Regions from separate parts of the Homo sapiens genome. Here region 1 is linked to region 2. A link is a contact called in ENCODE Hi-C or POLR2A ChIA-PET data. All regions are on one chromosome and are shown on one strand. Each heading gives the region's core, a stretch centred on a gene start or an enhancer-like site at or near the end of the contact. The rest is flanking DNA. Distances are from core to core; before and after follow the strand shown.

Region 1 (2,700 bases), core at 83-2,582, 48 kb before region 2:
AGTTGGTGGTCTGACTATATTTAGGGCCACATATTACTCACATAATCCTATTTATCTTACATATCCCAAATTTGCTTAAAAACCGGGATTGAGTAGGTAGGTGAAGTTGTGAGAGGAGGGAAAAAGTAAATGTCTTCTGTCTAATGACCTGAAAACAAATTTGCAAGATGGTTCTGGTAGAAGGAATTTTTTCCTCTTGGAATTACTTGTAGTTAAATACACAAAGAGTATAGCCAGAAGGAAGGGGTTTGTAAAGATAAAATACATATTTCCTTTTGAAACCTTTTTTTTTTTTTTCAACATATGTGACCTTAACCCAAACCCTAGTCTTTACTTCCATTTTGCTGAGATTTAAATAAAACAAACTAAAATTTGCAGGGAAGCCTGCCATAGTGTGTGTGTATTTTTTTTTTTTTAACTTTCCCCTTTTTTCAGGAGATTCTGGTAAATGAATTGAATAAATGTACTTAAGAAAAAAATCAACTCAGCTGGCACAAATCACTAATATCATGGGCTAAAGATTTCACTATTTTTTACAAGCCTTAATAATTATATAACTGTCTAGACAGCACTGTCCAGTAGAAATATGATCTAATGTGTATGATGCATAATTTAAAATTTTCTAGCAGCCACATTAAAAAAGGTGAAATTGACTTTAATATATTTAATTTACCCCAATTTATCCCAAATACTATCATTTCAACATGTGGTCAATGTGAAAAATCAATGAGATATTTTATACATTTTTTTTTTTTTTTTTTTTTTTTTTTTTACAGAATATCCCAATTTGGACTAGCCACATTTTAAGTGGCCAATAGCCACTCGTGGCTGGTGACTCCTGTATTGGACAGAGTAAGTCTAGAGGGCAGAGATCGTATCTGATTTACTCTATTCCCTTCCCAGTTTAACAAACCAGTGCCTAAATAACTGATTATTATTATTATTTTTTAAAGGACTGATTTTTGATCATGAGTGTTTTAGAGTGCTAATGTCTCGTTAGACGTTCTGGGAATAGAGCTGGTCAACTAGAAAAAGGAAAAGTTGTTCTCCAGAGACCCAGGCTTTTTGAATAGAAGAAGAAATGTCCCTAGAAGAAATGTCAGGCTGTGGGTTCCACGTTTTCTGGAAGTTACCCCCTTGCAAACAGGCAGGTTCAAGGCATCCATTTTTTTTTCTACCCGTAGGGGGAGCTCTTGGCCCTTTACTCTTAATAAATTCCAAGTCTGGTTCTCAGAGGCCGGCAGTTTGGAGTTCTTTCACCTGGGTCTGTGGAGAGGTTGTTTTTGGCTTCAAACCAGCAGTGCTTTCGCAATCTCCACACGTTACGGCTGCTGAAATGCGAGGACACCAGCCGGGTGGCGGCTTGAGTCTTGTGATTCCCAGGCAGTCCGGCGAAATGATAAACAAAAGTCTTTTGTGCAATATTAATAAGCTTTAAGCACTCCCCAGCCGAGCCCCTTGTCATCCAAGTAAGTCATGTGTATCAAAAGCCCTTATATGTGAAAGTTTGTTTTCATATCTGGCCAGCGTTGAATGGGAGCCCCCTTTGCCATGTTGTAAAACAAACATTTGTTTATTTTGTGAACAGTGCTGGCAGTATGATACAGGAACTGGGGGCTGAATGGAGAGACCCCTTTCCAAGGAGGCGCCTTTGAAAACCTTTTTGCTGGACCATTCCAACTGTCAACTGATCTTGAGTTCTGTTTACATTAAGACAATAACAGTGTTTCCTAAATAAATAAGTTAGGGACACCCGTGGGCCTTAATGAAACCCCATAAATGGGATGGAGGGGTGGGAGTGGGGAAGGAGTTTTTGTGCTGTGCAGAAACAATGGCCAGTTCATCTTACGGTGTCCCCAAGGCTTGTGTTTTTAAGACAGAAGGGGGCCTTTGTGTTAATTACACTGATAAAAACTCCCCTGGCAGGGCTTCCCCTGGACCGGTGGCATAAAAGATGTGACATTTCGCCCGTGTGAATGCCACACTGCCAAACAGACATTTTCTTAAGCAGAGAAGGCCAGCCCCCACCCCCTCTTCCTCACCAGTTGATCAGCTAACCTCTCCTGGTGTGTAGAGAAAATAAATAAAAACTGTAAGACTAAACCATCTGCTGCTGGGGGTGTCTGGCTTCTTTCTTAGTTGGGTTGGAGCTTCCAGGAATCCATCCATTTTGGTTTCTGAACGGTCCAAGTTGTCCTCAGGTAGGATGGACATAGAGGCAGACGGCTTGTAGTGGAGGAGGAGATGTTGCCCTGAGAGTTTGGGTTTCAGTGGGTTTTCCTGGGAAGCAGGAATTTCAGCTTGTTACTGGAAGTTACATTTCTGAGCAAAAGACGTATGCTAGGTGAAGACTGAAGGCTGAAGATGAGGAACCAGCAGGGCTCACTGCTTGTAAATTAGAAAATAATTTTCTAAATACTATGGTACTGCCATACAAAGTCGCTAAAATAGAGACTGTCATACAAATATTTTCAATTATAAGGATTTCTTATTTGTTCCACAGAAACATATTTAATATACATTTAATGTTAACATTCATATAATTTCATAACTTGCTTTTTTTTAGGTTAGTATTTTTTGATGGGCATTTTCTCCAACTTGCCACCTAATTTTTATAATGATCATTTTCAGTGAATGTACAATCTTCTAAGTGGATATACCATAATTTGCTAATCTGTATCCTTATCCTTGGGTACTCAG
Region 2 (2,700 bases), core at 4-2,503:
GCTTTTTTTATTTTTTTTTTGTATTTTTAGTTTGCTTATCTAAGAAGAAAGTGAGCATGTGCCTTTAATTACTTTATATGTATCCCTTTGCTAGAATCCAGTTTTACTGAACATTTAGAATGCCTTTGCTTTAAAAGCAAAAACTTGTTTGAATAAGGACTAATTTTTCAACATGTGGACAAATATTTGAATAACTGGTGGAAATAATAAATTACTAGCAGAAAGTGACTTCATTGCTCTTAAAAGCAAAAAAGCACCCTTGGGAATTTCAGAGAAATGACTCCATTTTCATATCACTCCCTGTGGTAGCCATTTGATCTCGCTCTGGGGTAGACTGGGATGCAAGTTTATTTTTAATAAGAGAGCACCTACGCATTTTCTCTGGGAAAACAAGCAGAAGAATGGACAGTGGGTGAAATCGACCAAGATCTCTAAAAGTAATGATTACGTTTTAGTTATTTTCTTCAAGGAAAACTTGCTTGTAGGCACTGCCTTGAAGCAGTGTTGTTCTTTCCAAGGAGTTTAACGAGTGCTCATTATTTTGGCCATTTGCACTTTCCTGTTTCTCAGATTCCAGCTGCATAATCCAATTACAGTTTGTGGATCTGGTTGGAAACTGGGCCAACAGGGGAATTCAGATTTTGAGCCATGTCAGTTTTGGGGAGAGAGAACTATTGTTGGATCCAGGATGGTGTTAAGAAGCAAGGCTCTGACAGAGTCAGGCCACCTGGTTTAATCTTGGTCTAGTTCATCCCAGCTTCAGGTTCTAGAACAGCGACTTAGCCATTCTTTGCATAAGCTCTCTGGGCCTCAGCACTTCATTTGTATGAGTGTCTGCCTCACAGGGTAAAGGAGGGGTTTAAATGAAACAATGCACATGAGGTGCTTGGCATGTAGCAACCAATGAATCTGTGTTACCTGATACTATTACACTGAAAACACAAAAATGGTAATCTTCTTGTTTCAGGATTGGCAGAATAGCACTCAGTAGATAAAACGAATACATTTGCAATCCACGTGTGGCTTTTTCTCTAACCTCACACACATGCAAACCACTCCTCACACATATCACTGAATTTTCTTTCTCTGGTGCACAGACGTTTTTACATGTTGCCTCTAGAGTAGGTTAAAAAGTTTATATTCTCTTTTAAGATGTTTTCCTTTTATCTGCCCAGTGATAATCATTTCCTGTACTCTATCTACGACATCATTTTCAAAATATGTTAGTGGCTGGTTTTTCTGGCATCAAGCCAATGTTGCTGGCCTGAAGTTTCTGGAATCAAAACATTAATTTCGGAAAGTCTTGCTAAAGGCTGGGCACGAGATGTGTACACAAAATATAAAGTACACAAAGTTGAGCATCCTAAAACACATACCACCTTGCCACTTGGATGAAGCCCAAGTTTTGTTGCATTTTCTGGCATTGAAGCCTTTTGGACTGGCACCCAAACCCAGCATGTTTCTCTATCTGAGGTCTCTGGACGTCATCCCCTTTAGGCTTCATGAATTCTTCCATGTGCCAGAAATAAATGCAAACTTTTGCTTGTTTGGGCATTTTACTATGAGGACTTGTTAGATTTCATTAGATTTTCAACATGGGCTTTGACCTAGAAAGGATAAACATCTTTGTCTTACCTGAACCTTCCTTCCACCCTTCTCGTGCTGGAATCCCACTGCTGCCTGTAGCCACATGCTCATCTCTACCCCAGGGTCTTTTCTCACAATATTTAACATATTCTGCTTTTCGACATGCCCACCCCCTCCTGCTGCATCAGCATTTGATACCATCATTTATTCTGTGACCACCTCCACAATTTTTGGTTCATCCTCTTATTACCTGAACAATTTTTTATCTAATATTTTTTCCTTCAAATCAACTATTCACTTCAATATATTTAAAAAAGAAACTAGTGCATAGGTAACAAAAGATAAGTACGAAAGTTGGAGAAGACTATGGCCTCAGAGAAAAAATATTTCTATTGTAGCAGAAATAAAAGCCAAAGACTGGTGATGTCAGAGGAGGGGAGAGGATGTCAGAGGAGGGGAGACCCAGAGAAGATTGGGTGTGGGGCTGGTCATCTCTGTTCTAGGGGATGAGAACAAAAATCATCAGGAAAACAGTGGGGACTAGGGATGGGCAGCAAATGAGGGAGTCTGGCTGACCTGTGGGAAAGGAGCTAGCACTCGTGTAGGAGAGAAAATGTGCATAGGGCAGGAGTGGGAAGGAGGGGAGCGGAGAGACAGGGTTTCGGAAATGGACACAAGGTGTTGGGTGAAAGATAGTGCCTAGGGTGAGGCTGTAAATGCAAAAGCTTTGGAAGCTGCAAAAAGATAGAGGCTGAAGAGGGGTAATGGGGGATGGGTGAATATGGAGGGGAGAGGTGATACAGGCTGGAGGCTAAGATTTTAAAAAGTGCATTTTATAGAGGAGGGTGTGGGAAGGGAGTGCAGAATGTCCCAGAATAGGGGTCTGAGGAGCTGGAGGAGACACTCTGAAATGGGCAGGGGCAGCATGTGTATATGTATATGTGTGTGTGTGTGTGTGTGTGTGTGTATGTGCGTGATGGGGAGAGGGTATGAAGAAAAAATGGGAACCATTTTCTTAATATTGAAAACTACTGCCTTACTGTCTTTTCTTAAATCTGGCACAGAAATCTGAAGACCCGACCTTACTATTGGCAAAGACAGACAAACACTCTA

What was found. A loop is a pair of places that touch in the nucleus more often than their neighbours do. ChIA-PET counts read pairs that join two places held with the same protein, here RNA polymerase II (POLR2A). Pooled maps may share reads with other maps.
Region 1: a map of astrocyte of the cerebellum shows a loop between it and region 2 (2.9-fold over the local background). The contact joins two enhancer-like sites. A Hi-C loop is called at or near these places in 3 of 168 maps with a recorded cell type or tissue (DLD1, astrocyte of the cerebellum and endothelial cell of hepatic sinusoid) and 1 of 50 pooled maps. POLR2A ChIA-PET finds 5 or more read pairs at or near these places in 3 of 52 experiments (HEK293, endothelial cell of umbilical vein and naive thymus-derived CD4-positive, alpha-beta T cell).

What each region holds. Positions count from the first base shown.
Region 1 is chr2:67,845,128-67,847,827 of GRCh38, reverse strand. No RefSeq gene overlaps it. Among named protein-coding and RNA genes, the nearest start is that of LINC01812, 21 kb to the right of the region's middle. Within about 2 kb of position 1,332, at least 13 of the 41 ENCODE cell types and tissues checked have a DNase peak (open chromatin) inside an H3K27ac peak, as active enhancers do.
Region 2 is chr2:67,796,550-67,799,249 of GRCh38, reverse strand. LINC01812 (long intergenic non-protein coding RNA 1812) reads left to right here. Exons shown (of 3, transcript NR_110271.1): 3 at 2,652-2,700. Among named protein-coding and RNA genes, the nearest start is that of LINC01812, 28 kb to the left of the region's middle. Within about 2 kb of position 1,253, at least 3 of the 41 ENCODE cell types and tissues checked have a DNase peak (open chromatin) inside an H3K27ac peak, as active enhancers do.